2 separate regions of the Homo sapiens genome follow, and region 2 is linked to region 1. Evidence: read pairs that join two places in POLR2A ChIA-PET (ENCODE). Cell type or tissue: GM12878. All regions are shown on one strand.

Region 1 (5,000 bases):
GGAGCATTCTGAATCCAAAGATCCTCCCCCTAAAAGCTCCAGCAAAGCCCCCCGGGCCCCACCCGAAGCCCCCCACCCCGGAAAGAGGAGCTGTCAGAAGTCTCCGGCACAGCAGGAGCCCCCACAAAGGCAAACCGTTGGAACCAAACAACCCAAAAAACCTGTCAAGGCCTCTGCCCGGGCAGGTTCACGGACCAGCCTGCAGGGGGAAAGGGAGCCAGGGCTTCTTCCCTATGGCTCCCGAGACCAGACTTCCAAAGACAAGCCCAAGGTGAAGACGAAAGGACGGCCCCGGGCCGCAGCAAGCAACGAACCCAAGCCAGCAGTGCCCCCCTCCAGTGAGAAGAAGAAGCACAAGAGCTCCCTCCCTGCCCCCTCTAAGGCTCTCTCAGGCCCAGAACCCGCGAAGGACAATGTGGAGGACAGGACCCCTGAGCACTTTGCTCTTGTTCCCCTGACTGAGAGCCAGGGCCCACCCCACAGTGGCAGCGGCAGCAGGACTAGTGGCTGCCGCCAAGCCGTGGTGGTCCAGGAGGACAGCCGCAAAGACAGACTCCCATTGCCTTTGAGAGACACCAAGCTGCTCTCACCGCTCAGGGACACTCCTCCCCCACAAAGCTTGATGGTGAAGATCACCCTAGACCTGCTCTCTCGGATACCCCAGCCTCCCGGGAAGGGGAGCCGCCAGAGGAAAGCAGAAGATAAACAGCCGCCCGCAGGGAAGAAGCACAGCTCTGAGAAGAGGAGCTCAGACAGCTCAAGCAAGTTGGCCAAAAAGAGAAAGGTGAGTGTGGGGAGACTGCCCTGACTCCAGCGTGGACCATCCTTGCTGTTGGCCTGGCGGTATCTTTGATCGGCCTTTGATTTAGGCCCAGTTGAGTTGTCTCACAAGTCTTTGCTTTGATTCGCTGTAGCCTTTGCATCTTCTTCCAGCATTACCTGTCTGGACTTTGCTTCTCATTCTGCAGATGGGCATTAACACGTGTTATGTCCTTCCATCGGTCTTGCTAGTTTGAAAAAAGGTGAGGCAGTCATTAAAAACAATAGCTTCTTTTAGGATAATGTAGCATCTAGGGCCGCCCCCAACCCACCTCTTTTTTTTTTTTTTTTCCAAAGACAGGCCCTTGCTCTGTTGCCAGGCTGGAGTGCAGTGGTGCGATCTTGGCTCACTGCAGCCCCTACCTCTGGGGTGAAACGATCCTCCTACCTCAGCCTCCTGAGTAGCTGGGACCACAGGTGTGTGCCACCACACCCGGCTAATTTTTGTATTTTTTTTGTAGAGGTGGGGTTTTGCCATGTTGGCCAGGCTGCTCTTGAACATCTGAGCTCAAGTTATCCACCCGCCTCTGCCTCTGCCTCCCAAAGTGATGGGATTACAGGCCTAAGACACGATGCCCAGCCTCATTTTCATTTATTCTTGTAACTGGCATTTACCACCTGACCCATTAGGTTTTGCCTTAGTAGTTGAGATCTGATCTGAATTGAAATGTTAATTCATATTCTGAATTATTAAAAGAACGGCTCTATACAAATTTTACTCTCATAGTAGGATCTTTTATACCAATATCACATCCATATTTTAACGCATGACCATACAACACCTCTTTACAGTTACTAACATGTGGTTAGTGTCTCATTGAGTAATATAGGCTGATAATGGCACGTTGCAAAGTGTTGACCATATCATTTTATTTATTATAATTTTGGAAGATTCTTTTGGATACAGAATGGACAGAGTAACAAAATTGCTGCATTATTTAAGATTGTCTGTTACTTGAACATGCCACTGTTTTAGACAGGCTCCTTCCTTTTATTTTGAATCACTTGAGTTCCTGTTCTGTTTGTTGCTTTTTCATGATGATGAAAGATTAGTGAGTTTTTCCCCAGTAGCATTCCCAAGCCAACTTGCCCAAGAATCAGAGACAAAGTCACAAGAAGGGCCAACTCTCTCCTGCTGAGAAGGAATAAAATTTTTAACACTCTTGTAAGTATGTGAAAAACTTCTTACTCAGCTGTGGAAGTTGAGCTAAGAATAACAAAGGAAAAAAAGATTATGAAGCCTGCTGTCATGTCTGAGATTTGACTGATTAATCCAGTGCGTTAAAAATATAACACGACTTTACCGAATAGTAAAGGGCGACTGCTTTCTTCAGAACCTCCTTGCAGCAGACTAAAGGATGTGTATTGCCGCCATGTTTGCAGCAGGCAAGTTGAGTGGGATGGGATCCAGTGCTAGTAAGTGCTCTGTCTCAGCTAGAAGAGGGCATATTTTCATGCCAGAAACTTCTTTAAACTTTTTGTATGGGATGGGGTGGGGTGTGTGTGTGTGTGTATGTGTGTGAAAGGTACAAAACTTTATGGAGAAAATTGTGATGGACCTGGTTAGGAAAAAGATACCTGCAGCTGATACACCTGGGAAAACTTCAGGAACACACTCAGGTAGCTCCCTGTCCTGGTAAATCTCTCACCTGTCTCCCAGCTGCTGTGGTCTTGTGTGGTCTCCAGTGCTGACCGTCTGCATTAGCTGGAGTGGGGACAGGTACTCACTTCTGAAAGGATTACCTACCAGGTGGCAATGTTAGAACCCGGAGGATCCCCCAGAGAGCTCAGTCCAGTTCATACCCCAGTGCAAATCTAGAAGTGCAGCTTGTGGCTCTAGAAAGGGAAACTTTCAGCTCTCACTGTTGACTGTGGGAACTGTGCCCTCTATAAGCCGTTCCCAGGTTTTGGCTGAGCACCTCTTGGGCAGCTTATTTATCTTTCTGTTTAGAGCATGCAGAAATAGTGATCCCTTCATCTTAATCGAGTGCATGATTTCTTTAAAGCGCTGTCAAGCTGCTGAGAGATCTGGCCTGGGGAACAGTCTGCCTCCGTGGTACTGTCAGGATTGATGTCTGACCCACTGGTTCCAAACCCCGGCTACACATTACATTCACCTGGTAGCCTTTAGCACTGATGACGGGAATCCCCAACCCCCATTGGTATTTTAAAAATTCCTCTGGTAATCCTAGTGCCTATCAGGGCTGGAAACCACTGAAGCAGAGCCGTACTGCAGGGCCCAAGAGCATACAAAGCTAGTTATTTGGATCCAAAGTTGGTCAAGTGTGCAGTGTTTAGACATCATGATCTAGGCAAACAGAATTCCTGGCCTGAAATATGTCACTAGTTAGAAACATTAGAAGCTTTCAGGTAAATAAATATAAAAAACCAGTCAACCGTATTCTTATTTCTTCGTCAGAGAATCATGTGTCGTTTGGTTTAACTTCCTGCTGGATTCTGGATGGGAGTTGTTGAACATATTAATCTCATTATTTTCTGTAGAGGACAGGTTGTCCCCCCTTCCTCATTAGCGCCCTGACTGCTTGTTAGGGCTCTCTGCCTCTGGCCCTGTGACCAGCACGGTTGCTCCAGCAGGCAGCAGTGTGTGGGCCTGCTCTCCATGGCAGAGACAGGGCTGTGAAGCTTGGGTACTGCTCACATTTGGATAATGAAGATATTTTTCATTGTGTTCATTTTAAATGTGAACATTAGAAAAAACTCTGAGCATATAGTCAGAGGAATAGAAGAACTTGCTTGATCCTTCACATTAGTGGTATTTAGTGTTTTTATTTAAAGGCCTCTTAGAGTCTGTCCCTCTCTTGGCACAAAATTTAGCCAAATATTTTCTTTCAGAAGATTTACAGATCCTTGAATCCACTTCAGACTTAAAAGTGTATGAAGATGATCATAAAGAGTTAATGATGGCTAACAGCTGTGATGAAGCCATTAGACATGGCACCTATAGAAATGCACACGTTTTTTTACTACTCTACAACAGTGGGTAAGGAACAATGCATGAGGAAAAGTAGAGAAAACTGTGAGGGTAAATACGCATGACCTCACGTCGTGTTCTTTACATAAACTACTGAATTTCATCAGTCTGATTACAGTTTAGATTTTCTAATACCAACTTATGTTTTCTTTTAAAATTTTTTTATTTTTAGCTTAGAGACTATTCTGTTAATTACTTATTTTTTAGAGACAGGGTCTCGCTCTGTTGCCCAGGCTGGAATGCAGTGGCATAGCTCACCAACCTCAAACTCCTGGGCTCAGGTGACCCTCCTGCCTCAGCCTCCAGGCACATGCCACTGTACCCAGCTAATTTATTTTTTGTAGAGATGGGGTTTCACTTTGTTGCCCAGGCTGGTCTTGAGCTCTGGGCCTCCAGCAATCCTACCTCAGCCTCCCAAAGCAGTGGCATTACTGGTTGAGGGTAGTTGTCTAGCTCCTTGGTGTTTTGAACAAAGAATTGGACAAAATGCACAAAAAACCAAGGCAGTGAAAGCAGAGATTTATTTTAAATGAAAGTATGCTCCACAGGGTGGGAGCCGGCTGAAGCAAGAGGCTCAGGAACACTGGTTCTTCTGGGGTTTATATGCCTTCTAGAGGTTTCCCATTGGTTTCCCATTGGTTCACTCTAGTGGTCCACGACTAGTCTGATTGGTTGTAGGGGGGACCAATCAGAGTTACTTTCATTTTCCACACAGAAAAAGGAGGGGTTATATCTTATATCCAGTCAGGGTGGGTGGGCCTTAGGTTCCCTGCCTCCAGACCCTATTCTCCTGCCTCACTGGGGTTACAGGCATGAGTCACCATGCCTGGCCTATGTTTTCTTCTTCAGAATTCTTAAACCAAGCTTATTTTTTTCCAGATTTGGAAGAAAAGTTGAACTCAAGAACCACAATATATACAGTAATACACAACCAGGCCAGTGCAATTGGGAGCCCTCTAAAAATGTACCTGGCTGGGCACAGTGGCTCACACTTGTAATCCCTGCCCTTTGAGAGGCTGAGGCGGGTGGATTGCTTGAGCCCAGGAGTTCAAGACCAGCCTGGGCAACTCTGTGAGACACTGTCTCTGAAAAAAAAAAATTAGGCACAGTAGCGCATGCCTGAGGTCCCAGCTACTCGGGAAGCTGTGGTGGGAGGATCACTTGAGCCCAGGAGTTAAAGGTTGCAGGG
Region 2 (5,000 bases), 210 kb before region 1:
CTGATTCCTGTTTGATGAACCTGAAGATGATTAGTCAGCAAACCGGGGCTAGGTGGGATGGGCCCATCAGTAATCCTGACTACCTCAGAGGGCATAAGGGCCACTGACCTTCAGAACTCAGCCATTTCCCGGGATATGCTCAGATCCGCAATAAACTGGGAACAAATTCTAATGATTAGGAAGGATTTTAAAATCAATGTTTATTAAAGAGGAGGGCCCTGCATGTTTCTATTTCTCTCTACAGAGAGCTTTTATGGCCTTTAATGTAGAGTAGATTGAACAATACTTCTCAGAGGAAGCTCTCTGGAATCCATAAGAATTAAGTGGGGAATGACGTTAAAATGCATATTACCAGGCTCTGACCTCAAATATTCGGATTCAGATAGTATGGGCCAGGGATCAAGAATCAGCTTTTTAGGCCAGGCATGGTGGCTTAGGCCTGTAATCTCAGCATTTTGGGAGGCCAAGGCAGGCAGATTGCTTGAGGCCCGGAGTTCGAGACCAGCCTGGGCAACATGGCAAAACCTAATCTCTACCAAAAACACAAAAATTAGCTGGGTGTGGTGGTGCATGTCTGTAATCCCAGCTTCTTGGGAGGCTGAGGCATGAGAATTGCTTGAACTGGGGAGGAGGTGAAGGTTGCAGGGAGTTGAGATCGCATCGCTACACTCCAGCCTGGGCAACACAGCAAGACGGTCTCAAAAAAAAAAAAAAAAAAAAAAAAGAATTGGCTGGGCACGGTGCCTCACACCTGTAATCCCAGCACTTTGGGAGGCCAAGGCAGGCAGATCACTTGAGGTCAGGAATTTGAGGCCAGCCTGGCCAACATGGCAAAACCCCATCTCTACTAAAAATACAAAAATTAGCCAGGCATGGTAGTGCACACCTGTAATCCCAACTACTAGGGAGGCTGAGGCAGGAGAATTGCTTGAACCCAGGGGGCGGAGGTTGCAGTGAGCCAAGATTGCACCACTGCACTCCTGCCTTGGTGACAGAGCAAGACTCCATCTCAAAAATAAATAAATAAATATTAAAATAAAAATTTAAAAAAAGAATCAGCTTTTTACAAGTAAGTGTTTAAGGTGATTCTCTGTCAGATGTTTTTAGACATTTCTCCAAGAGTGGCCCAGAGACCACTGGTGTGAGATGATCACTTAGAGTCTTGTGAAAAATACAAATTTCCTAGACATCCTGAATTTTAGTAGGGAAAAGGGCGATAGGGAGTGGAGCCCAGGATTCTGCATTTTAAAGAGGCTTCCCAGTTAAAAGTTTACTGGCAAATGTTAAGAACCACCTGCCTAGGGAATAATAAAATGTTCTCTTGGAGAGGAGGGAGGGGATCAGGAAAAATATTATAACTAGATATAATGGATACTAGGCTTAATAGCAGGGTGATGAAATAATCTGTGTACCAAACCCCCATGACACATGTAACAAACCTTCACATCCTACACATGAACCCCTGAACTTAAAATAGAAGTTGAAAAAAATGTTGTCTTGAATGGGCCATGACCTGGAAGATCTGTTTCTGCTAAATCTCATTAAGCTACTTTGGGGGTATTTTCATGAGGAAACACAACACAAAGACTCAAGGGAGGAATGAAAAAGAGACAGGGCACTGTTTAAGGACAGGAGTTTGGTAATAACCAAGAATGGTATCACATCAGGCCAGGTGTGGTGCCTCACACCTGTAATCCTAGCACTTTGGGAGGCCAAGGCGGGTGGATCACTTGAGGCCAGGAGTTCGAGACCAACATGACAAAACCCCATCTATCCTAAAAATACAAAAAATTAGCCAGGCATGGTAGCGCACGCCTGTAATCCCAGCTGCTCAGGAGGCTGAGGCAGGAGAATTGCTTGACCCGAGGAGCAGAGGTTGCAGTGAGCCGAGATCATGCCACTGCACTCCAGCCTGGGTGACTGTGCCTCAGAAAAAAAAAAAAAAGAGAAAAAAAGAAATGGTGTCACATCAAATAATTTGTATAAAGTTTCTCCAGTGGGAGGGCCACAACACATTTGCTCCCTACTCATCCTTGCTTTGCCTGCAGAGAGCACAATTTTTCTTACACATAGATGCTCAATAAGTATCTGTTGAATTGTTTTGAATGTATTCCCCTTTGGAGAACTATACTTTCAACATACACACACACACACACACACACACACACACACACACACACACACACACACGTTGCTGGTGTTTGGATGAGCATATATGTGTGTTTATGGGTAGGGGCAGAAGAAGTGATGATGAAAGAAAGTGGGTTTGATAAAGGGAGGGAGATAAAATTGAGTGAACTGCTGAGTAGATTTGAGTTATACTTAAGGAAAACGTAACTACAAGTTCTATTTTGGTTTACTTCCTCTCTTGCCCTGGGATCTTAAGCAAGCAAGCTACTTTCGTTTCTCTATTTCAACAGTGTCTTTTTTTTTTTTTTGGAATGTGCCTTGTGGAATTATTTTTAAAAGTAAGTAATATGAGATTGGAAAGCACCTTTTCCTCTTAGCCAAAAGTGTGCAGAAGAGAATTTCCACCATCTGGGCCACTTCAATAAGAGAAGTACACTTACACTCTCTCTCTCTCTCTCTCCCCCTCCCTCCCCCTCCTCAACCTTACTCTCTCTCTCTCCCTCCCTCCCTCCTGAAGATCATTTATTTAGTAAATGTTTATTGAGAATTAATTATATGCTAGAAGCTGTGATAACTTCTGGGATAGCAAACAAGACATGACTACTACCCACTATTGTTGTAGAATCTGGAGAATTCAGGGTCTGAATTCTCAGACGTCGGAAGATCAAAGAAAAGTCACTAACCAGCCCTCCTGGCACAGGTGGGCAAGTTCCAGTGTGAGAAGCCAGGCTTCCAGCTGTCCAAGTGGAAACTCAGCGGGATCCCTCTTAGTGATCAGGGCTTGTACTTGGGAGGAAGTGCTTGTACTTGGTGTGGAGCAGACAGCAAGGACATATGGAACTCACCCCCACCTTTACCTGTCTCTCAATGTGGTGGGGAGTGGGACAAGTTGGGATATGCCAATCTCTCTGTGTCCTTCTCCCATAGAATGGCTGCTGGTTCACATCTATCTCCCATGACCCATATCTCATGCAGGCTCCTCTTTTTCTAACTTTTAACACAAATTATTCAGGGAAGGGGATTCTGGGAACTATAGTTCCAACTTAGCCAAGCTAACACCATTACATATGAGGAGCTGGGTCAAGAAGTGATGAAAGAGAATTCTCAAGACACCAACACTTGGCTGAAGGTGTCAAAATCAAAGTAAAGATTCTAAGCAAAAGTGCTTGTTCAGGTCCCAAGCCGTTTGCAACTTCTCAAAAGCTTCTTTGAGTGGTCTCCTGTGTCAGCACTAGAATTTTCCTACATAACAAACAGCAAACCGGCTGCAGGAAGGTAGAAGTCAGCTGGTAAATAAATATATGGCTGATACCCAATACAGTGACCACAGGCGCAACAATTAAGGATGATCACTGAATTTCTATATCTCAGTGCGACACGATAGCTATTAACAATCACTTTAAATTCTAATTTTTTATCAGATTTAGATTTATGAGGTATGGAATACTCCTCTGTTCAAATATTTATTAATGCTTACTATAAGCCTCGTGAAAGTGAAACATCCTACTAAACTCTGTATGAACCAACTACACACCCTTCTATCAGTCCTTGCTTACAACACCTCAAATCCCCTGCCCAACTGTGCCAGATTCTCTGCAAGACTTACAGTAAATAAAACCTAGCGATACACTGAGCCACATGATAAAGTCACAAGCTCTTCGCCCAGAAAGATTGAGCGTAATTCCTTAAATTAAGGTGATTTGGAGCCAGGTGCCTGGGCAACAGAGGAAGACTTAAAAAAAAAAAAAAAAAAAAAAAAGGTTATTTGGTTAAAAATAGCGGAACTTCTAGGGAACTAATTTAAACTGAAAGTGGGATTTATAATAAAGATACTGGCTTATCTCATTGGACACAAGCACAGGAATGCAGCCAGCCCTCAGGCAGAGACTGAAATAAAGAAGTAGAAGGAGCACCCCACTGCATTTCATTTCTGCTTCTCTCTGTGCACTTGCCCCTTCTGCCTGCAAGCTGAATTTTTCTGTTCTTCAAAACACAAGATGAAGCTGGGTGTGGTTCCTCATGCCTGTAATCCCAGCACTTTCGGAGGCCAAGGCGGGCAGATCACTTGAGACCAGGAGTTTGCGTCTCTACTAACAACACAAAATTAGCCAGGTGTGGTGGCTTGCACCTGTAATCCCAGCTACTCAGGAGGCTGAGGCAGGAGAATCACTTGAACCCGGGAGGTGGAGTTTGCAGTGAGCTGAGATCGCACCATTGCACTCCATCCTGGGCAACAGCGCAAGACTCTGTCTCAAAAAAAATTAAAAATTAAAAAATTAAAATGTTTTTAATGGCAGAATATAAAAAGTAACAATCTTTTGCAAAACGGAGAAAGAAGGAAGACCTAGGGAAAGTGCTTAGGTAGAAATGTGAAAATATCATCCCAAGGGACAGGGTGTGACTGACCTCTATTGGTTGTAGCAGATTATTTGTTAGGAGGTCATCGAATGCCATCTAAGAAGTGTGAAGTTGATCCTGGAAGAAACAGGATTTGAGGAGTCAGTGTGCTGTGGCATAACCAGATTTATGCTTAGAAAAAGGGAAATCGGTCCATGGCAAGACGGAGAATGGTTTAGAGGACATAAAAGCTAGGGGCAGGAAGTCAAGTTAGAAAGTTTTGCATGAGGCCGGGCACAGTGGCTCATGTCTGTAATCCCAGCACTTCGGGAGGCCGAGGCGGGTGGATCACGAGGTCAAGAGATCAAGACCATCCTGGCCAACATGGTGAAACCCCTGCTGTACTAAAGATACAAAAAAAATAGCTAAAAAAAAAAAATAGCTGAGCGTGGTGGCTTGCACCTGTAGTCCCAGCTACTCAGGGGGCTGAGGCAGGAGGATTGCTTGAACCTGGGAGGCAGAAGTTGTAGTGG

Evidence for each region. ChIA-PET counts read pairs that join two places held together with the same protein. Peaks named below come from ENCODE experiments on the same cell type or tissue, not always from the same donor. Only the 100,000 strongest peaks of a DNase experiment are listed, where the experiment ranks them.
Region 2: POLR2A ChIA-PET joins it to region 1 with 10 read pairs; 3 of 35 experiments call an interaction of 5 or more read pairs at or near these places.

The regions. Positions count from the first base shown.
Region 1 is chr4:87,114,516-87,119,515 of GRCh38, forward strand. AFF1 (ALF transcription elongation factor 1) reads left to right here. Exons shown (of 21, transcript NM_001166693.3): 12 at 1-784. Among named protein-coding and RNA genes, the nearest start is that of KLHL8, 100 kb to the right of the region's middle. In GM12878, no CTCF peak of the experiment used is centred here; no DNase peak of the experiment used is centred here.
Region 2 is chr4:86,906,029-86,911,028 of GRCh38, forward strand. It overlaps a transcript of C4orf36 not described here. Among named protein-coding and RNA genes, the nearest start is that of C4orf36, 16 kb to the left of the region's middle. In GM12878, no CTCF peak of the experiment used is centred here; no DNase peak of the experiment used is centred here; H3K27ac peaks cover 428 bases.